Linked DNA regions of Mus musculus: region 1 is linked to region 2. Evidence: chromatin loops called from intact Hi-C (ENCODE). Cell type or tissue: gastrocnemius. All regions are shown on one strand. Each heading gives the region's core, and the rest is flanking DNA. Links, peaks and the distances in the headings are about the cores only.

What was found. A loop is a pair of places that touch in the nucleus more often than their neighbours do. Peaks named below come from ENCODE experiments on the same cell type or tissue, not always from the same donor. Only the 100,000 strongest peaks of a DNase experiment are listed, where the experiment ranks them.
Region 1: a loop joins it to region 2, with 2.0 times the contacts of the local background. A loop is called at or near these places in 12 of 42 quality-filtered maps.

Annotation. Positions count from the first base shown.
Region 1 is chr15:76,301,963-76,312,752 of GRCm38, forward strand. Oplah (5-oxoprolinase (ATP-hydrolysing)) reads right to left here and starts at 5,327. Exons shown (of 27, transcript NM_153122.3): 1 at 5,266-5,327; 2 at 4,513-4,736; 3 at 4,237-4,428; 4 at 3,699-3,798; 5 at 3,486-3,609; 6 at 3,178-3,373; 7 at 2,931-3,096; 8 at 2,672-2,810; 9 at 2,504-2,571; 10 at 2,125-2,390; 11 at 1,474-1,586; 12 at 1,216-1,386; 13 at 894-1,031; 14 at 669-807; 2 more. The coding sequence starts at 4,683. In gastrocnemius, for the core only: no CTCF peak of the experiment used is centred there; DNase peaks (open chromatin) are centred at 5,412 and 7,441; H3K4me3 peaks cover 2,414 bases; H3K27ac peaks cover 3,123 bases.
Region 2 is chr15:76,252,211-76,263,000 of GRCm38, forward strand. No RefSeq gene overlaps it. Among named protein-coding and RNA genes, the nearest start is that of Mir6953, 9.4 kb to the left of the region's middle. In gastrocnemius, for the core only: no CTCF peak of the experiment used is centred there; DNase peaks (open chromatin) are centred at 1,235 and 4,306; H3K4me3 peaks cover 427 bases; H3K27ac peaks cover 5,370 bases.

The sequences.
Region 1 (10,790 bases), core at 1,379-9,378, 50 kb after region 2:
TTTTGCCTCGTGTGCAACCGTTCCCCACTATGTCCTACATCATACACGCCAGCCCTATGAGGAGGACAGCAGTGTCTACTCACCAGCAATGCTCATGAAACGGTGTGAGAAAATAGACAACTGGATGGGGTCAAGCTTGGTGTCTATCATACTGGGAGCCTCGGCTCCCACAGAAATGCGGATGTCCCCTGTCTCAATCACCTCCGCTTGGCAACCTGGTTCTACAAGGATGGTGCTGGGGGCAGGAGACACAGAGGAGCTACAAGAAGGCTGGCCACAACCTCCCCACAACCAGAGATGTCAATACTACACGCCGGGAGATACCCCAATGATAGAACCTCTGTAGCCCTAGGCCAGGGGATCTGCTGGGGGGTGGGGGCTACAATAACCCCTCCAAGGCTCTACCAATCCAGACTTACCTGTTGTTGTCAATGATCAGGCAGGGCCCTTGAAGCTGATGCCCGTAGCCTAGTTCTCCTAAAAGGTACACGGGAGTCTCCTGATAACCCCCTTCAAAGTAGCACTGGGTCACCTGCAGAAGGTGTGGAATGAGCTGGGCTCCCAGAACATTTCTCCTGAGGCCTCTCAACATAGCTGGACCTCCCCATTAACCCTTGCTCCCTGAGGTCCCGAGGATGTAGGTGGACCAGCACAGCAAGGCCTCCAACCTTTTCCACATGCGGAGGTCCACTCTGGATTTTGGAGGTCTCCTCCAGCTGAAGTCCACTACGGCCAGTTCCCCTCACACGCACATCATCTACCACCACCGAGCGCTCAGGAATGATGAAGCCAAACTCTCTCATGTACCTGCACCCACCCATCAAAGGGAGCAATGAGGACCAAGCAACCAGACCAGCAGGCCACATGCTAAACTCACGGGAGAACACATATACCTCTCGACAAACGCTGCTCCAAAGTCACCAGCACGGGGTGAGCAGGTTGTGGCCGGATGCTGATTGGCAGACACCATTAGGGCACAGTCAGTGCCTTGGTAGCGAAGGTGCAGGAAGCTCTCGGTGCTGATCTGAGACCTGTAGGAAGCAGGCTGGGGTACTTACCCAGTACTATCTGAGGGAACCTTTCCTGCTTCCTCAGGCGCTGTGAGACCCTTGTCCTAAAGACTCAGGAACATCTGGGAAGTCATCCAGTGGCATCCAACCAAAGGGGAGGTGGAGACAAAGCCAGTGCTGTGCTCCTCGGTGGTCCATGACTTACCTAGAGAAGCCCTGGGCCTGCAGGGCATCCACACACTGCTCCTCCAGGCGGCTCAGTCTCTGGTCCAGTTGTGCAAAGGTTTCAGGTGTGTAAGACAGGGAACAGGGCTCCTGTGCTTCGTGAACCACATCGGCCAAGGCCAGTCCCAGTGCTGACAGCAGCCCGCTGTGCCTGCAGAAATGGGTGGTGCGGCGGTGTGGGGACAATCCTCAAAGCCAATTCCCTCGGCTAAGGGCACATGCTCATATGCAGACCCACCTGTGAATATGCACAGTGTCCATACCCAGGGCCCGGGCAATGGCACAAGCGTGTTGCCCACCGGCTCCTCCAAAGCAAGCCAGTACATGGGCTGAGGGGTCGTGGCCTCGTGCCTGGTGATCCAGGAAGGGCTAATAAATAATCTTTCATACACGTGACAGCCCCCCATCCTGTCCCATTTCTGTAGAAAGTAGTTCCAATGCTTTGATCGCTTTGACTGAGAATCTATGTTTACTGATGCTGAAGGTCCTAGCTCCCGATTGGTTTTTGGTCTATCAGTAAAGATGCCAGTGGCCAATGGCTGGGGTGCGTGGGGGTTGGGGAGGGGGAAAGGCAGGACTTCCAGGTTCCCACAGGCTAGGAAAGAGGAAGAGGATTGAGACACTTAGGGGGAAGAGGAAGAAGGGAACACAGCATCGAGGAGAAAGCCAACCAGCTATGCGAGTTTCCAGGGAAGTAAGTGGCCTCTGGCCTCTGGCCTCTGGCTGCTCCCCTGACTAGCGTTGCAGGGGAAGGATTAGGAGTGCCCAGTCATTGTGTTATCCAAGGCATTTCAAGATGAACTGGCGTGTGCTACCCATTTCTGGTGGTCTAACAGAGTATAGGATCAGGGCTAGGGCAGACATGTGATGGTGGGCAGAGGGGACACACCTGTGTGAGGGCACGGATAGGCCGGCACATGGCTTCGTTGGCAACACGCACAAACCCCATGGCCACCTCCTCCAGACTTAGCTGGGAAGCTGGGCAGGGTCCACTGGCCAAGAAACTGTTGACCTCCATGGCCACAGCCTCTAGAGCCTTTCGGGAAGCCTCGGGAGACAATGGCTGGTCTTCTCCTGGCCCAAAAATGCAGGGGAAGGAGGCAGGCAGCAGGCGACCCAGAACCAGATTAGCATCTGTCACTGTCACAGGACCCCCTGGGAAGAAGGAACTGAGTGTGGGTTGGAGGCTAGAGAGGCACAAGTGGCCAGCAGGGACAGGCCTAGAACACCATGGGGCTAGGTCCAGCAAGGCAGTGGCTAGCCCTTACCTTTGCGGTAGCAGGCAGGACCTGGGTGGGCACCTGCTGACTCTGGACCAACCACAAAGAGGCCAGACCTTGGGGGATAAAAGACAGGAATTAGAGGCATGGGGAGGTCGGGGGGGGGGGGTGGAATAAAGAAGCTTAGAGGTTATAACTGAAGAGGTAGGAACTGACCTGAAGAAGAGGCGGGAACCCCCGCCAGCTGCCACCGTATTGATGTCCAGCTGTGGGGCCTGGAGGGTAACACCTGCCGTGCTAGCCTCAAAGACGTGCTCAAACTCTCCAGCATAGCGGCTCACATCTGTGGATGTGCCTAATGGCGGCGGCAACAGCAGACAAGATGCTAGGAGTCGCCCCCAAGACCTGAGCCCCCAGCATCCTCCAGCTAGGTAGCTGAAGGTCTTCCCTCACCCACCCACTTCAGCCTTCATACCTCCCATGTCAAAGCCAATGACAGGCTGACCACCTTCCAGCTGGTAGGTGGTAGTGGAGTAGCCAACCACACCACCAGCAGGGCCAGAGAGCACAGCCCGGGAGCCACTGAAGGCATCCATGGGTGCCAGGCCACCATCGGAGCGCATGAAGAGGACTTGCACATTCTATGAATGGGGAGAGCGGACAGCGATGAGCTGGGCAGGAGCAAGGCCAGGGCCTGGAGCACGGTGGTCAACAGGCCTCACCTTTAGCTGGCCCTGGAAGCCTCGGCGGAAGCCCTGCACATAGCGCTGGATGGTGGGAGTGAGGTAAGCATCTGCACAGGCCGTATGCCCCCGAGGAACAATCCGCACCATGGGCATGACTTCCGAGGACAAGGAGACGTGCGTGAAGCCCAGCTCCCGGGCCAGTGTGCCCACCTGCTGCTCGTGCTGGGCCCACCTACAACGAGAACCCAGGGTTTGGGTGGGGGGGACTCTGTGCCTCCCACCCAACACCTTTCCAGCTTTCCTCTAGATCCAGTCTCCACGCACGGGAAACAGCCCTCACTCACGTGTACGAATGCATGAGTACCACTGCCAGGCTGTGAATGCCCCGAGTCAAGAGCCCCTCCAGCTTCCCACGCAGGGCTGCCAGATCCACAGGCTGCTGTATCTCTAGCAGGTCCCCTGTACAGCCTGAAACAAGCCCAAAGCCCCCATTCAAAAAAATTGCCAGGCTCTGCCTACCCCAAGAACCTCACACAGGATGTCAGCACCATGCGCACCTTTGACGGGAGAGCCGGCACCGGGTTCTCCACGATACAGCAGCACTCGCTCGTCCACCTCCACGACCTCCTCATACAGTACCTCTGGCATGGGCACAGCCTGAGGGCAGGCAGAGGCTCAGAGGAGACCCCGGCCTGAGTGGTCTATGGGGTCCTGCATGATGTCGCAGTGCGGGCCAAGGGGATGTGTTCCAAAAAGCTAGGAGACAGTCAAAATGGCCCAGCAAGGTCCACCCAGAAGGCTTCTCTCTGTACCCAAGCCCAAGCCCTTAAGAACTAGAGAACCAGCACCCTACCTCAAGAGGGCAGCTTCTTCCAGGAATTCAAAGGTGGAACTTCTATGTTCTCACCTTGAACTGGCAGAGTATTCCCATGCCAGTCTGGAAGTATGAGGACACGGGTCCTGCTAGCAGTGCTCAGTCTCCTTAAGGCCTACTAGCCACCATTGCTTCACAGACCTCCCCACAAGACCTTGGCTGGGGGAGGGGAAAGAGTGCACAAGCTTCACCTAATGCCCAGTTGGCACGGGAGAGCTCACCAGGTCAAAGAGGTCTGGGCGGGCCTGAGTGCCAATATGCAGCAGGTCTCGGAAACCGCGAGTCACCAGCAGTGCCACCCGTTCTCCCTGCCGTTCCAACAGAGCATTGGTGGCCACGGTGGTACCCATGCGGATGCTGGCGATGTGACTGGTGTCTAGCGGCCGGCCTCGGGGCAGCAGCACACCCCTCTCCTGGGGACCACATAGTCAGGGGGAGAACCTCAGGTTGGGGTCTCCCTAACACCTCCCCTCTGCCCGCCACTGGCCCTGGCCCACCTGCTCTAGAATTCGGCGGATGCCCTCTGTGGGTGCGTCTGCATAGTTGGCAGGATCCTCTGAGAGCAGCTTCAGGACACGTACATGCCCTCCTGGGCACTGGGCAAAGACATCTGTAAAGGTGCCACCACGGTCGATGGCAAAATGGAAGCGCTCTTCTGGGCTGCCCATGATGTTGAAGCTGGAGTCCAGCAGTGGCTCTTCGGCTGGTAGCCCTGGGAGAACTGGACAGAAGAGCCTGTCACTGGGAGTGAGGGGGGTTGGGGTTATTACTGAGGGGGGGCCAGGTTTCTAAGAAGAGGCTGGGATGGGAAACAAATGGATCCCGAGTCTAGAAGGTGCCCTGGGGAGGAGTCATAGAGTAGCTCTGGGTTTGGCAGGAGCTGCAGGACCCAGTCATAGGGTGGCCAGAGTAGAGTCAGAGCCAGGCAAGCCCAAATGCCAGCCACTGTCCCGGTGGCACAGGTCTGAGAGTCCTGCTGCCGATGGAAAGCCAGTACTTGGATTAGAGATAAAAGGACCCCGGAGCCCTTTCTTGCGGGAGGAGCCTGGATTCTTTCCTCAGGGAAAGGCACCCGAGTTAGGCTGGGCAGGTAAGAAATAGCTCCACTCCCCACTCTGCTCAAGTTTCCTGGCCCAGGCTTTATAGTCACTGGAACCCTACAGAATCTGTACAAGAGTGGGGCGAGGCTGAAAAGAGCGGAGGTACAGCGGAGCCCTCAGGGGGAAAGTAGGAAAGGCGGTAGCACAGACCCCACCAGCAGCCGAATCCGCTCTAGTCTTGCTTGTGTCCCGCTGCGCTTCCCGAAGGCCCTGCCCCCACCTCGGGGTGGGGCCTGGAGAAACACACCCCCACTCCCAACACACACACACAAACACAGACACACAAGCCTGGCGTGCCTGGCCCTCCGGATTACGTAATTGCGGGCCGGGCCTGAGCACCTCCTCCTTCGCCCAGAGCGATCCACGGATTGAGGGACTGAGTGGCCCTTGCCAGCAGGGGCGGACCCAGCGCTTTGGCTCAAGGGCACCTTGATTCTCGGAATTGCTGAACCTCTCTGCAAGTTCTGGGTCGCCGAAAGTGGACGCCCTTGATACCCAACTTCAGGTCTCTAAGTAACTGGTTGTACCCTAATGTAACAACATTTCTGATGTAGTCAGACTGTTCCCCAGAGTGGGAGGACCTGAGGCAGGAGATGGGTTGGGTGGAAAGGACCCGGCAAGGAACAAGGGAAGGTAGGAGGGCCTCTTATTCAGCAGCAAAGTGGCACAAAGATCAAGAGGCCTCTGCACACATCCCACAATCAACCCTTCAGTGTAAAAAAATGGCTCAGTACACCTAAACCCTCATGTGTCTCTCCTGTAGTGACACCAACAGACATTTGGAACTGGTGTTCCCCCTCACCGAGGACAACTGGTTAAAGTCTCCGTGTCCTCTACTCTCTTTCTCTCTCTCTCTCTCTCTCTCTCTCTCTCTCTCTCTCTCTCTTCTCTCTCTCTCTCTCCAGGGTTTCTCTGTATAGCCCTGGCTGTCCTGGAACTCATTTTGTAGACCAGGCTGGCCTCGAACTCAGAAATCTGCCTGCCTCCCAAGTGCTGGGATTCAAGGTGTGCACCACCACCGCCCAGCAACCCTCTTGTTTATTTAGTCAGTCTGTAAGTGGGCTTGATTCCAAGGAGAACGTGCATAGACAGAGGAGGCCCCAGGACAACCAAGACTTATAAGCAAGGAGAGTCAGAATTGGTTTCTTGCTTTGCTGTTCCTAGAGGGGTTTTAGCCCCAGGAAAGCAGATCTTCCTTACTAGGCCAGCATTTCTATTCTTTCTATGACAGAGTCCAGGGAGCCTCAACTGTGCTGGTTGGAAGTCAGAGCCTTTACAAGCAGAGTAGAGGCTGGGCTCAAGTCAGGCCTGAGCCATTTAGCATCCAAGTGAAGGGGCATGGGCAGGTCAAACTATTAGCCATGTGTGGTGGTGATGCTGACCTTCAAGGGTGGCTCCTAAGACTGTAGGAAATCAGTTGAACCCAAAGGCCTTTCCCCATGTGCTAGGCCAAGTATCAGACAGCTTAGGGCACACACCCAAATCCCCCATTCTAAGTACACTGCTGGCTCTCAAGGCCCACTTGGGCCTAGGAGGCTAGGATGCAGGTAAGCTGGTTATGTATTAGACTTGTAGGCTCTGGGCTTCACGCCACACGTCAGGCAATGCCTGGTGCCCCTGGGCATTCAAAACCTGTCCTCATGTCCCTTTCTCATTTTGTGGATGCCAGGGTAAGGTCTATGGTACATAACTCAGTGAGATTTTCATTTCAAAACCAAAAGTAGGAGAGGGCTGGATGGTAGCCCAGTTGGTAGACTACTTGTTTAGAATACAAGAGGCCCTGAGTTCTGTTCCTAGTATGGAGAGAAAAAGTGTGTGTGTGTGTGTGTGTGTGTGTGTGTGTAGAGAGAGAGAGAACCCAGAGAGAGAGAGACCCCAGAGAGAACCCAGAGAGAGAGAACCCAGAGAGAGAGAACCCAGAGAGAGAGAGAAAACCCAGAGAGAGAACCCAGAGAGAGAGAGAACCCAAAGAGAGTCAGGAGACAGCTTTTCTCAAACTCTGTCTTGCAAGAGTACCTCTGGTACCCTCTTTCCTCTGCATCAATCTCATAGCCCACTGGCTGCCACATAGGGCATTTGCACTGACAATCCCTTAGCTCAGAAAGCTTGCCCCATCCTCATGACTGTTACTTTATTCCAACTCTGCTCAATGTCCTCAGAGGCAACCTCTCCTCTCTCCTGCACGGGCTCCCAAGACATCATCCCACCCTCATCCCTGGGTTTGCACTATCTCCCTCTACCGACCACCAGCACTCAGCAAGGAGCAGATGGCCAGACTCCCTGGGGCTAGGGTTTTCTGTGGCTTCTTTCGTATGGGCACAGGCTGGATAAGAGAACTCTGATTGGGCATACGCTGGATAAGAGAACTCTGATTGGGCACATAAGAGACCCCTGATTGGGCGCACGTTGGATAAGAGAACTCAGAAGGAAGCCCGTGGCTCACCTCTCTCGACATCCTTGAATCTGATCGTTTTCCGCTTTGGCAGCCTGGGAGTGGCAGTTGTTTCTGACAGGATGTTGGCGCTACAGAAGCTTAGGCTATTGCCCCTGCTCCTAAGGACTAGCTTCAGCTCTTGGTTTTCCTGGATGAGCTGCACCAGGCGCCGTAGTTCCTCATTCTCTTGGGCCAGCCTCTGGATCTCCTGTCGTAGGCCCTCATAGCTGCTGAGAAGGGACATGCCCAGGAGCAGCACAGCAGCTGGCCAGTGGTCTGTGGACTAGCCAGGAAAGAGAGGCTCTGCCATTGTGAGGTCAGCGTCTGACCCCACCTTTGCATTCAAAGACAGCTAGGCCCAGTCTTCCTGACTGGAGCAGGTTTCATGTGATTTGTGGCTCTGAAGGACCATCAGAGATGCCCAGACACTGCCATGGGTCTTTGCATTTCATTATTAGGCTCTTCCTGGAAGATGGAAGTTTCTCTGAGACCGCCCAGCTTAGGTATGTCATGAAAGATAACTCAGGCATCTCTACCATCCACCCGGCAATGGCCCCTGGTTACAGTCCCTTGGTCACCATGTGAGATTATGGATCTGGGCAAGTGGGGGTGATGCCTGAATCCAGGGGTTATGTAGCATCCAAGGCGGTCATGGAGGGAGGGTGGGTGTTGGAGCTACACTGCAAAGGTAGCTGCTACAGCCTTGGTAGACTGAAGAATTCAACAGGCACACGGGAAAGGGCTGGTGGCAAAGAACTGGACGGAGCAGCAGTGGTCCCACAAATGACAATGGAATATATATATATATATATATATATATATATATATATATATATATATATATATATATAAATCCAATGTTATTTTACACTGGACTTTTATAAAGGACTTCCTTCCATCCAGTTTGTCTTGTAAAATTATTATTCCATGCATCCACTTTGATTCTGTGACCTTTTCTTCATTATTGCTATTTGCTATTCAGATTTCCTTTTTTGCTTGCTTGATGAGTGCAGCTTTCACTGGTTAATTTATGGATTCTCCAGGGATTTCCCTTCCACAGCCCAGGAAACTCTGGCAAAGGTCATTCATTTGTGGAAGAGAATGGGTGTACCGGTCCAGCTGGTACGAAGTCAAACAGTCCTCTAAGCGGGGAATAAGGATGATTATAGGAAAGATAGAAAAAAAGATGCAAGAGACAGATACGGGAGGGCTGCGGGTCATCACTACGCCAGCCCCGAGTGTATTTCTCATAGACTTCTTATACCACAGCACCCTGGGAAGCAAAGCCACAAGCTAACAGAAACAATTTTGCTGAAATATACACAAGACATTTGTTCTCATCCAAAAAACCTCCCTAATTCCTACCACCAAGGTCAATAGAATCTTCAGCCCCTCCCCTTGAGCCTCAAGGCACCTCCTCTTATCACCTCATGCCTCAGCAGACCAGGAAATCTGCCAACAGACCCTGCCCTGACTCTGCATGGCAGGCAGATTCTCCGTCTCCCCTCTCTCTCTCTCTCTCTCTCTCTCTCTCTCTCTCTCTCTCTCTCTCTCAATGGCTCAGGCAGATGGGGAAGACCCACCTAGAGATACGCTGTAGATGACTAGGCACTGTAGTCCTTTCCTAACATGTATTTATTTTTCTTATACATGTACGAGTGTTTTGCCTGAATGTGTTTAAGTACCCCGAGTGCATGCTTGATGCTGTGGAGGCCAGAACAGGACCCTAGACCCACTGGAACCATAGTTACACATGGTTGAATCTGCCATGAGAATGCTGGGAACTGAACCCAGATCCTCTGCTCGAACAGCAGATACCCTTGGCCACCGAGCCATCTCTCCAGCCCCAAGGAGTGACAATTTAAATAGTTCTATAAGGAAACAACACTAGTCCCAGGAAACAGAATATTTCAAACAGTATAGATTTTTACCTGAAATGAATGGGAGGTCCAGTGAATTGAACCCCTAGGTAGACATTCTGAATGTAGAGGTGGATAGGCCCGGGACAAGCTACACACCCAATCACTATCTTCAGATCTGTGCATAAAATGGCCTCAAGTCTCACAATGATTAACTTATCGGGCGCACACGGGAGAGATTCTAGCAGATTATCTCAGGTATGTCAGACACCATTACAAGGGCCCTTCAAAGGACAGTTCTCTTCCTGGCAAAAAACACTCAAGGGCCGAAAGAGACTTCATGGAAAGGAGACACTACCTTACTAAAAAAGTGTCAGCTGGACAGGCTAGGCTCTCCTCTGGAGGCTGACTCACCAGCGACAAATTGTTGAAAAGGCTTGACTCAGAGGGTGAAGGTGGCTCCTGCCATGCCTGACTACCTAAGCTGAAGCTCTGGCCCCACAAGGTGGAAGAGAGAACTCCCAAAAGTTGAAAGCTGTCCTCTGACCCCCACGTGCTAGGCTAGCTATGACACACACAACCCCAGAGAGAGAGAATTTAAATTTTGTAATATTGAAAAGCAAAGCTGTAGCCATAGCATAGTTAGTAGGGCACTTACCCAGACTACATTTACCACCCTTAGAGGCAGGAATCAGCAGTCACTGTCCTTCTCAGCTACACAGGGAGTTCCAAGCTTGCCTAGGACTCTACAATGTAAGTAAGACATGTCCAAATATGAGTCTTCCCTATCAAATACTATTAAGCTTGTGTTTAGGGCAAGGGATTAAGACCCTTTTGTCTCCCTCACCTGTGACAGGTCCCTCCATCTTGTACCCTTGCTAAGGCCATTTCCAGGTTTAATTAGAATCCGATCTCCTTGAAAACTACCCCTCTCTAATCTAGGATGCCCTAGCTAACTTATCTTAGCCTTTATTAAAACTGCCTGTTTGTGTGAGACGCCCTTCCAGCTGACTAACCACTTATCTCAGCTTCTGTTAAAACTGCTTGCTTTAAACTGCTTACTTCTGTAAAGTCCCCCCCCCCCAGCACACACACACACACACACACACACACACACACACACGGCTGAGATGCCAGGATGTGGTTTCACCCTTTAAAAACCCCACTTTCTAGGCACTCAGAGCCATGCCTAGGTCCAACACTTGGGTGTGGTGCCAGATGGCTGGAATAAAGATTTTTAATGGCTACACACTGTGCGAGTAGCCATCTCTGGTGAGCTCCAAGGAACCCACCAGGTAAAATTTGCAAATGTTTTAGTTTTTCCTCACTCAGGAATACTTTTGTTTATTCAAAAGCCCAAAGTTCTGTGTTAGAAATGCAAT
Region 2 (10,790 bases), core at 1,215-9,214:
ACCCATGTCCACACAACACGGCATGCACATGCCTCCACAAAACACACATAGCACATGAAAATTTTTTTTTTAAAGAGCTCAGAAAGTTGATGTGTGAAGTTGAATGGAATCCAGTATGAGGTAATGTTGGCGCTCGAGTGAGGAAGAAAAGCACTTTCCAACACTTGGGATCTGCCCTGTCCTATCTGTGAGGTCTCAGTGTAGCTAGGAACTGAGCTGGCACCCACAGATAGAGACACCCAGGGTTGCTAGGAGCTGGTCTGGCCCCCACAGATAGAGGCTTGATGTTCTGTTTTAACAATTTCACAAAACACTGACAGCAGACCAGGCGGCACTGTTACCATGATGGGTCAAAACAAAACAAAACAAAAACAAACAAACAAAAAACCAAGACCCCTCTTAATCACAGCTAAATGGAAAAAACATAGGAATTAGTCAAGCTGTATTCTCTCCATGTCTATGGCTCAAGAATTACCGGCTTCCATGGATAGTAATCCAACGTGGTCAAACCATAGATGTGCCCAAGAGAGCACTTACAGGGTCAACTACACTAACACCAAAGACTTATTTGCATAAGTAAAAATTACATCTTGCTCTCAAGATTAAACAATACAGGCATTTATGGGGGAAAAAATGTTCACCTCTTTATCACAGAGCAACGTTATCATTGCTGCCTGTTGCAAAGCACAGTAAAGGGTTAGCTAGCTCTAGACTCCAGCTCGAGACCATCTCAGATCCCCACACACTTCCTCTGATGAGATAGGGCTACTGTTCAGCATCTCAGGGTTGGAAGCATCCTCAGAGCAGGATCTGTGACCTGAATTTGACACAGAGCCCAGCACCTAGTGCAGAGCCTGGCACACCATGGTGTCAATCAAACGGAATGAATCAAGTTAACAAGCACCAGCTGCCCCAGGACAAATGACAAGGTGGTCTTTGGCTGACCATCAGCATCAGTGGGTGGTGCCTTGGCCATAAAGGGAGTAAAACTAAGGCCCTGGTAGAACAGGGTCATGTTTGTGGAAAGCACCCGATGGGAGAAGGATGGACTAACAAGGGAATCAAAGCTGAGGGTAGCCTACTGTAGGCTGGCAGCTCAAATATCTGAAGTATTATTATGCAGGCAACAATGGCTCTGAAATGGTTTGGGCAGAGGTAGGAAAACTGGTCAGGACCCTGTAGTGGCGCAGGCCAGGAGGACCAGCACTCAGGGATGGGAGGAGGTCAGAGTGAGGAGACTCCATGGAGATCTGGCATCAGCCCTGCAGGCCAAATTGGCTCCTTTTCTAGTGGGGTCCAGATGCTCCTCCCTGGGTTACTGAGGCCTGTTCTGGCACCCAGTCACTCCTCAGGTGCTACTCTGTCTCAGACTTTGCAGGACATTGGAGACCTTTCAGAATGGCCAGACCTATGTATCTCTTCCCCTCAACTCTGACTTCTCAACTCCCATTTCTTCAGTAACAGAGTTGCTTCTCCCTGTAAACACCCTGCCCGATGGATGCGCTTGCTCAGCCACACCCTTTACCTTGGCCACACCCTCTCCCTCTTCACTCCCACCTCTAACTGGAAGGCCCTTGCACACCTATCATCTTTCATACCAGCCTGGCTTGTGTTTCACCACCTTCCAGAAGTTTCCTGGTTCTGGGATAACTCTAGCATCAGGCACAAGCCCTCCTCTTGATCCAAATATCATCATGACTTCTGGGCAATTAAGTTCTAGCGTTTGAACGTGTCTCTCCTGTCACACACGATCGTCACTACGGCAGGCAGCCTGTGAGAAAATAGTTGCAGCTGTGTGATTGACAGAAATTGCCCTGAGTAGACCAGATATCACATTTGGGAAACTCAGGAAAAAGTCCTGGTAAGTTCCTGGGCTCTTGCCTGGAAACCTGGAAACTAGAGGAAGAGGTGAGGCAGCCAAAAAAACCACAACCCAGGCTCCACCCACCTCTGCCCAAACAGTTATGGGAAATTAGTCCACTCCCTGTGCCTGGCAGTGGATGAAGTGAATTTCTTCTTTTTTAAGAAAGAAAGAGAGAACGAAAAGATAATATCACCTAGACACAGCATCTGTCATTTCATTAAACTTACTAGGTATTTCAAATTATAGGATTGTCTGGCTAACGTCCAAGAGAAAGTCAAATGACAGAAACAGACCTAGAGGTGGTTCCTTAATGGAGAGAAAACACAGTCTTTAGTACAAAATTAGGAAAAAATAGAAGTGGAAGCGGTAGGATGTAGAAGAAATGTGGAAAATTCCATCAAGTATTCAACTCTATAACAATAACAAGAATCACCTGGGCGTGGTGGCACATGCCTGTAAGGCCAGTACTCAGGAGGGAAAGGCAGGCGGATCTCTGTGAGTTGGAGGCCAGTGTGGTCTTCAGAGTGAGTTCCAGGACAGCCAGGGCTACACAGAGAAACCCTGTATCCCTGTCATTCAGATAGATAGATAAATATGTGTGGGTGGAGTATGGGTGTGTGTGGGTGTGTATGTGTGGGTGTGAATACACTGTAGTTGTTTTCAGACACACCAGAAGAGGGCATGAGATCCCATTACAGATGGTTGTGAGCCACCATGTGGTTGCTGGGAATTGAACTCAGGACCCCTGGAAGAGCAGTCAGTGCTCTTAACTGCCGAGCCAACTCTCTAGCCTGAGAAACCATGTCTGAGAGAGAGAGAGAGAGAGAGAGAGAGAGAGAGAGAGAGAGACTCAAATTGAGCTTTAAATTTTTTTCTTTTTAAGGTAAAGTCTCAGAGGGGATGGAGAGATGGCTCAGAGGTTAAGAGCACTTACTGCTCTTGTAATGGACCAGTGTTTCATTCCCAACTCCTATATGATGGCTCACAGCTCTCAGTAACTCATTTCAGGAGATCCAATGCCCAGTCCCGACATCCACATGCAACACATGTACATGCAAGCAGACAAAATACTCATGCACATAACATAAATAATCTAAAATCTGTTCTTAAAGGAACCAAAAAGGGCTTGGAGCACAGGGCCATAGTAAACTCTTACCTAGTATATTTCAGGCCCTGGGTTTGAGACCCAACTACATAAAATAAAAAAATAAAAATAAAAATAAAATAAAATAAACTCAAGAAAATAGAAGCTAACAGATTTGGAGAGGTTGTGGAGAAATGCAAGTCCTCTTGCACGAATTGTAGGAACAGTACTGGGGGAGACAAGAGCAGTTTCTAGAGGAACTAAAAATAGCATGGGTCCAGTTACAGACTATAATAATCAAAGATCGAGTGATAAGAGCCTAGTCATTTTATAGACGTTAAATAGTAAAGAAGTACATAAGCTGTACCAAAATTATGATGCTTACCATGGAAAAGACCTACAGTTTGCTTGTGGATGTGGGTTCTTTCGAAGTGAGTTACCTGAAATCTGGTGGAAAGATGTAACACCAGGTGTAAGGCACCCAGGTGTGTGTGGCTGGTGTGTCCTTCTTGGGCTGCGGTTTGTTTTTATATAACTTTATGTGTATGAGTGTTTTGCCTGCGTGTGTTGATGTACACCACATATGTGTATATATCGATACACGCAGGCATACGTGGAGGCCAAAAGAGGGTGTCAGGTCCTCTAGAACTGCAGTTATAAACATGTAAGCCAGCACGTGGGTGCTCAAAGGGAGCTGGGGTCCTCTGCAAGCGTGTAAAGGGCTCTTAACTGCTGAACCATCTCTACAGCCCATCTCATAATGTTTCTGGTGGACAAAATTAAACACAGAGACGTAGCATTTGCTCTCTCAGTCCCAATTGTTCCCAAATATATCAATAGTGCCGAAGCCAGTTTGCATCCCAAAACGGTCCAGCAAAATTGTTTGGTGACTTACTCCTTTAACCGCTTTTCCAAAAATGCAACCATCCCAGCTGTACCAGACAAGGTTATCTCTATCTATCCCTGTCATGAAAGTGTAGCAAAAGTGTCTAAGGACCCAAAGGACTGGAAAAAAAAAAAAAAGCCAGATCCCCATTTGAGCTACAGTCACCACTGTAAGAGGTGGGATTACTCCTAGGGGTGGGACCAACAACTGACCAGAGCAGGGTTTGAGAATTGATTGGGTAAAGCAGGTATCCATCATTCCCCACCAAAGAGCTCTTAAAAAGTGTTTGTCAGAGAGCCAATCTCCTCCCAAAGTTCTAGGAAGTGGTTTTGGAAAGACCTTTTTGATTAGTTGAAACCTATCAGAGATTAATTCCCAGGCCACACAGGAAGGGCTGGCCCAAGAGTCCAGGAAGAAGCCAGGCTTCCTCAGGGCAACATCTGCCACTGGGATCTGGCTGCAGCCCAGCTAGGGACACATGACCTGGCAAGGTTTGCCTCCAGCCTAAGATCAAGGACAAGGAGGTCTTCGTAGCTGCAGCATAGGGTGGCAGTGTTACAGGGAAGGCTTCGGTCCTGTGCCTGTCCTCCTGTCTGAGAGTCAGCTCCCTAACCTGGATCAAAATAAGCCAGTGTGGATTGTACATCTCCAGACCACTTCAGCAGCCCTTCCCCACCAGCCCAGGGAGGATGCTAAAGAACCCAAGATGTAGAAGTCTGTATTCATTATTGGGGTTCATTTACACTCACCATTAATAGCTGTCCCTTTAGATAGCCAAGTGTAGGTGCTGTGAATTCCACTTACAGAGAAGGAATCCAATCTGAGGTGCCCGCACACTCCCAGAGGGACATGGCCAGTAAAATGCTGAGTTGCATTTAAACACCGTTCCTCGGACTGTCACTGAGTCACTGTTCTGTTGCTGTGAAGAGACATCGTGACCAAGGCAACTCTTATAAATGAAAGTATTTAATTGGGGCTGGCTTACAGTTTCAGAGGTTCAGTCCATTATCATTGTGGGGGGGGGGGAGGAAGATGACAGCACTTAAGCAGACATGGTGCTGGAGAAGTAGCAGAGAGTTCTACATTCATATCCATAGGCAGCAGGAAGAGCCCACCACTAGCCCTGGCTTTGGCTTTTGATAAATTCAAAGCCCACCCCCAATGACACACTTCCTCCAACAAGGCCACACCTCCTAATCCTTTTGAAATAAATGCTACTCCCTGATGTCTAAGGATTCAAATATAAGAGCCTATGGGTACTGTTCTTATTCAAATCACCACAATCCGCTGCCAATTCCCTCTGTTTACAGAGACTCCTGATGGAAACTGCCTTTAAAGGACTTGTTATGATTGAGCTGAGATGAGAGTTGGGAAGAGGGTCATTCACTCAGAAGCAGGCTACCTGACAACACTCTCCATATCTGTCTTGGCTTCATGGGTTCAGACAGTGTGTCTGAGGTGCCAGACAGCCCTACTGTCCTAGAGTGCTGGAGGAACAAACTGAAGGGGAGGAAGGCTCCAGTGACTTGGGGGAGGGCACACCACCTGTTAGGTCAAGGAAACAGGGTAAGGAGCAGTGAGAGCACTCAGGGAAGGGACAGGCACCCAAAGGGGTCAAATTTCAAGAGGTCTGGACTTCACTCAGAGGCCAGGAGCGAAGACAGCAGTTAGTGCCAGAAAGTGTTCATTTGATACTCCACAGAATGGTTAAGAGCCTTCAGAAGGGACAGTAATGGATTCAAGGGACCTGACTAAGCCACTATCCTATACCCTGGTGCCTCCAGTCATAGAATAAGAGCAGCCACTTTCTTCACTCCAAATCCTCCGACCCTCCAACGTGTGTGTGTGTTCCTTCACTCCAAATCCTCCGACCCTCCAACGTGTGTGTGTGTGTGTGTGTGTGTGTGTGTGTGTGTGTGTGTGTGTGTAAACTACAAAGTACTTCTATCAGCCCACAGACTAGCATTGGCTGGCTTGCATTTCCTCTTCCTGTGGCCATTCTCCAATCATCTCGTGGGCCTCCTTAAAGATCTTCAAAAACATACCAAGCCTGGGTCTTTGTACTATTACTCCCTTAGTTTGAAAAGTTGTGCCTTTGTTGTTGTTATTGTTGTTGTTGTTGTTGTTGTTATTTATGTAGACTGGGTCTCATGTGACTGTGGGAACTCTCTATGTAGACTAGATTGGTCTTAAATTCACAGAATCTGCTTCTGCACCCTGAGTGCCATGATTGGAATTTTAAAAATGTGTGCCACCATACCCATTTGTTGCTTTTGTTGTTTTGGTTTTTTGGTGTTTTGTTTTGTTTGAGACATGGTTTCTCTGGAACCTGGCTGGAACTCTGGCTGTGCTGGAACTCACTCTGTAGACCAGGCTAGCTTTGAACTTGGAGATCTGCCTGCTTCTGCCTCCTGAATGCTGGGATTAAAGGCATGCACCACCACCTCCTGTCTTTAGAAGACTTTAAATCGCATTTTATTTGTTTTGTGTTTGGGGGTGGTACGCGGGTGCCGCTGCAGACAGGCAGACATCAGAGAACCATCCACCAGAGTGGGTTCTCTCTCTTCACCATGTAAGTCCTAGGAATCTAATGCTGCCAGGCTTGGTGGGAGGAGCTCTTACTGACTGGCATCTCACAACCCAGTTTTGCCTTTTTTCAGTTCCTACCTTCAGCCCCCCTGCCAAGCACGACCTTGTTAGGAAAGCTATTCTAAGTCCTCCAACAGCGTTCTCCCCTGGTTTCCCCTTTCCTGGTCTCATCTCTGCTCATGATAATATAATTTTGTCTGCCATCTCCTTTCATGGACCCACCATCCTTCCTCCTGCTAGGAGGTTGGCCCCATGGCAGCCTGGACTTTGCTGTGCTCCCTGTCCTGTAGGAGTTGGCTCTTGATGGCTACTGTGAAAAATTACCTAAGCACCATCCTTTCTGTAGCCACAGATCAGCAGCACCGCTGCCGGCTTCTGAGGAATAAATAGGCTATAGCATGGGAAATGTCTCGTAGCCTACAGTTACCTAGCCATGACTAAGCTCTTAGTTCCCAGGCCATGGACTGGGGAGATGACTCCATAGGATTAAACCTGAGTTGAAATCCTGAAAATTCACATAGAAAGTGGGACATGGTTACTTGCACGCAGTGAACCGAGCAGTGTTTGGGGGCAGAACCAGGAGGATCTTTGAAGCTCAGGTTCAGCACACATCTTGTTAGGGTTTCTATTGTTGCAATAAAAACACTATGAACATCTTGGAGAGGTGGCTTAGCGGTTAAGAGCACTGGTTGCTCTCCTAGAGGTCCTGAGTTCAGTTCCCAGCACCCACATAGTGGCTCACAACCATCTGTAATGAGATCTGATTCCTCCTAGTGTCCATGAAGACAGAGTACTCATATATGTAAACTAAACAAATCTTTAAAAACAAACAAACAAAAAGAAAAAAAACCCAAAAAACAAACAAACAAAAAACCACCGTGAACAAGAGAAGGTTGGAGGGGAAAGGTTTTATTTTCGCTTACACCTTGTCGTCCACCTCCAGGGAAGTCAGGGCAGGATCTCGGGGCAGGAACCTGAAAGCAGGAACTGATGCAGAAGCCATGAAGGGTTACTTACTTGCCGCTTTCTCGTCAAGGCTTACTCAGCCTGCTTTGTTAAACCCCTGGAACCACTGGGGTGGCGCCTCCCACATCAATCACTAGTCAGTAAAATGTACCTCAGACTTGCCCATTGGGGGAAGCTGGTGGGAGTATTTTCTCAAGTGGTACGTTCTCTTTCCAGGCGACTCAAGCATGTGATAAGTTGACATAAAAACTAGCCAACACCGTGAGACAACCTCAAGTGACTAAGACACCTCATCTCAATTGACTAAGGTGGAGAGAGTTAGAGGACACCCAAAGTCTCACACCACAGTCTTCATCCCTCTCTCATCTCTATGTGACCGTGCACGCACACCCACATCCACATAAAAAAAAAATGTCAGGCCTGTCTAACATCTATACTCTTCTGTCTTCCCCCAGCCAGACTGGGGGAGGATTACAAGCAGGGAATTGGGCTAGGGAGCTCAAGTGTTCCCATGAGCTTCCGGGGAGCAGTTCCTGCTGGATAAACAGAGAGAGAATGAGGCTTCAGATGCCTGGCTGCTCAATGATAATCCCCAGAACACATCATGTGCCGGAGCTGACAGGTTCCAGATCGACGGTTTAATGAGGTAATGTGTTTCAGGCGGAGGCTGCCGCTGCCTTATCCCCCATTACCTCATCTAGTGCTCCCAAGGACCGCAGGAGGAAGGGCGTTATTATCTCTACACCGACATGAAGAGAAGGAGGCCTGGAGAAAGTGGGGAACTGGCCCAGGCCCACAGCACTTAACTCAGGGATCAGGCGTGGATCCAAGCAGTAACAGGTCTGATGGGAATGGACCAGTTCACGCCCCCCCCCCCCCCAGAGAGGCAGCACACAGGCTGAGTTCTGAAGGGGTAATGACAGACAGGAAGACAGGGAAAGACAGCATGGGCCTGAGGTTGGGCACCCTGGAGTTTGCTGTGGACTGACAGTGTATGTACCCTCGAAATTCATATGTTGAAATCCTAGCCCCAAAGTAATGATATGGAAGGGACATGTTTTATATATATATGCATGTGTGTGTATGTGTATATATATATATGCATGTGTGTGTATGTATATATATATATGCATGTGTGTATATATATACATATATATATACATACATATATATATATTCTCTGTCTCAAAAAAGAAAAAAGAAAAAGGACACCAATAATCTTGCTCCCTCCTCTCTCTCCACTTTCCACTTATGGGGACACAGGAGACTATGACTATTGTCAGCATGCTAGGAAGGGATCCTAAGTCAGAGAAATTCAGATCTTCCAGGACCTTGATCTTCTGCTGCTACCTGTGGGAAAGAAAGCTGTGTTGTTCCCATTGCCAAGTCTACAGTAATTTGTTGTCCTGCAAAGATACAGTATGAGCTTCTGGAACCCCCAACCCCATTCTTCCAGCAGGTTTCTGCCAGCCTGCTCTACCTGGTGGGTAGAATTGAGCCCTGTGCCCTGCTAGCTTTCCAGAGCTGATCATTCCTACTTTTGTTTTTTGTTTTGTTTTGTTTTGTTTTGTTTGTTGTTGTAGTTGTTGTTTTAAAGCAGCTATGGAACCAGCAATGATGACATTTTCAAGCCGCCAAAGCCTCAGAGAGCTTCCTGGTCTTTGCATTTGGGCCCAGCCCTTCTACAAGGGATAATTTGGGGGGTGAGATCCAGGTCTTATACCCCCAAATCTCTGCTTCTAGCCAAGACCTCTGGAGATTTTCTTACCTTTCTTGGTGTTTTGAGACAGAGTTGCTTCGTAGCCCTGGCTGTCCTAGAGCTAACTCCATAGACCTGGTTGGCCTCAAACTCATAGAGATCCACCTGCCTCTGCCTCCAGAGTGCTGGGATTAAGGGTATGCACCACCATAGATTTTCACTAAGGCCTTTCTTCCTAGCCATGAGCCTTGCATAGATATACAGATGCCCTGACTCTCCTGAACACCATCTACCTTCCCAAGATTACAACCCAGTCTAGGGAGCTCACAAGTATAATCCCCACATTCAGGAGGCAGGAGGATTGCTTTGAGTTTGATGCTATTCTGAACTGCAGAGTGAATTCCAACCCAGCCAGGGCTACAGAATGAGACACTGCTGTCAAGAAAATCACTAAAAAAAAAAAAAGTGCTCCTAGTTAGTGCCTTGTCTAGTCTGCCAGTCAACACACAACCGTCCCCAGCAGCTGCTGCCATTCTGTCACGCCAGACCCACCTCTAACTTGCCAACCTTCAGTCAAAAAGGGGTAAATAAAGAAGACTCTGGAGCATGGCTCATACAGGACAGACCGCCCGCAAAGCACTATTGTAACGCACGCACTCTCAACAGACACTGTCCAGGCGGTGGTAGTGCAACAACTCTAACCACAGCACTTGGGAGGCAGAGGCAAGCAGGTGAGTTCCAGTTCAGCCTGGTCTTCAGAGCTAGTGCTAGGACAGCTAAAACGACAGAGAGAAACAGGCCACTGGCAAGAATGTGCACTAAAGAGTTGAAGAAAGAGCATCATTAGAGTCCTTGTACCGTGGAACTCCATACGGATGCCCTGTCAGAAGTCTACTGAACCTCTCAATTACAAATTCCACCATCAGTATCTGGTGTAAGAAACTGGTCAGGACTTCAGACCAGATCTGTGCTTCCAGAGCATCATTTTACAGGAGGCAAATGAAGAGTTCTCGGATTGACCTTTTTGAAGATAGCCAATCCGTATGTTATCCATGCCAAATGTAAAGCGATTATGCCGTAAGCTCTCCACCCAGGCTGCACAGCACATGTGTGGAGATTGTGGTATAGAATCCAGTAAGGCAGGGCATGGTAGCACATTCTGGCAACCCCAGAGTGTAGGAGGTGAAGGAGGAAGATGAGGAGCTAAATTTCATCCTTGGTTACACAGTAAACTTGAATCACGTCTCCAAAATAAATAGACCATGGACTTACGTGAGACCCTGCCTCAAACACACAAGTTGCTAGTTGCTAGTTTCTACATATTGCCAACATTCATACACTGACCAGAGAAAGGCTTTGTCTATTCTGAGCCCCACCATCACCCACCCCTGGGGCAGGGGGAGTGGCTTTGACAATTTCTCATGAGTCTGAAGCACTGGGCTCCGTCAGGAGGGCCTACCCATGTCACCAATACATCACTCACGACTTCACCCATTCCTTACACATTCACTTATGCCTTTTTTGGCTATCCACATCTAAAGTCACACTCTGGTCTCCCCATGCACGCCACACAAAAACATACATGCACACATTCATGTGCATTATACAGACATGTGCATATATACTCACACACATACATATATACAAACATGCACACACAATTTTTTTGTCTAGACAATGTCAGTGTTTTGAATTTATTTGT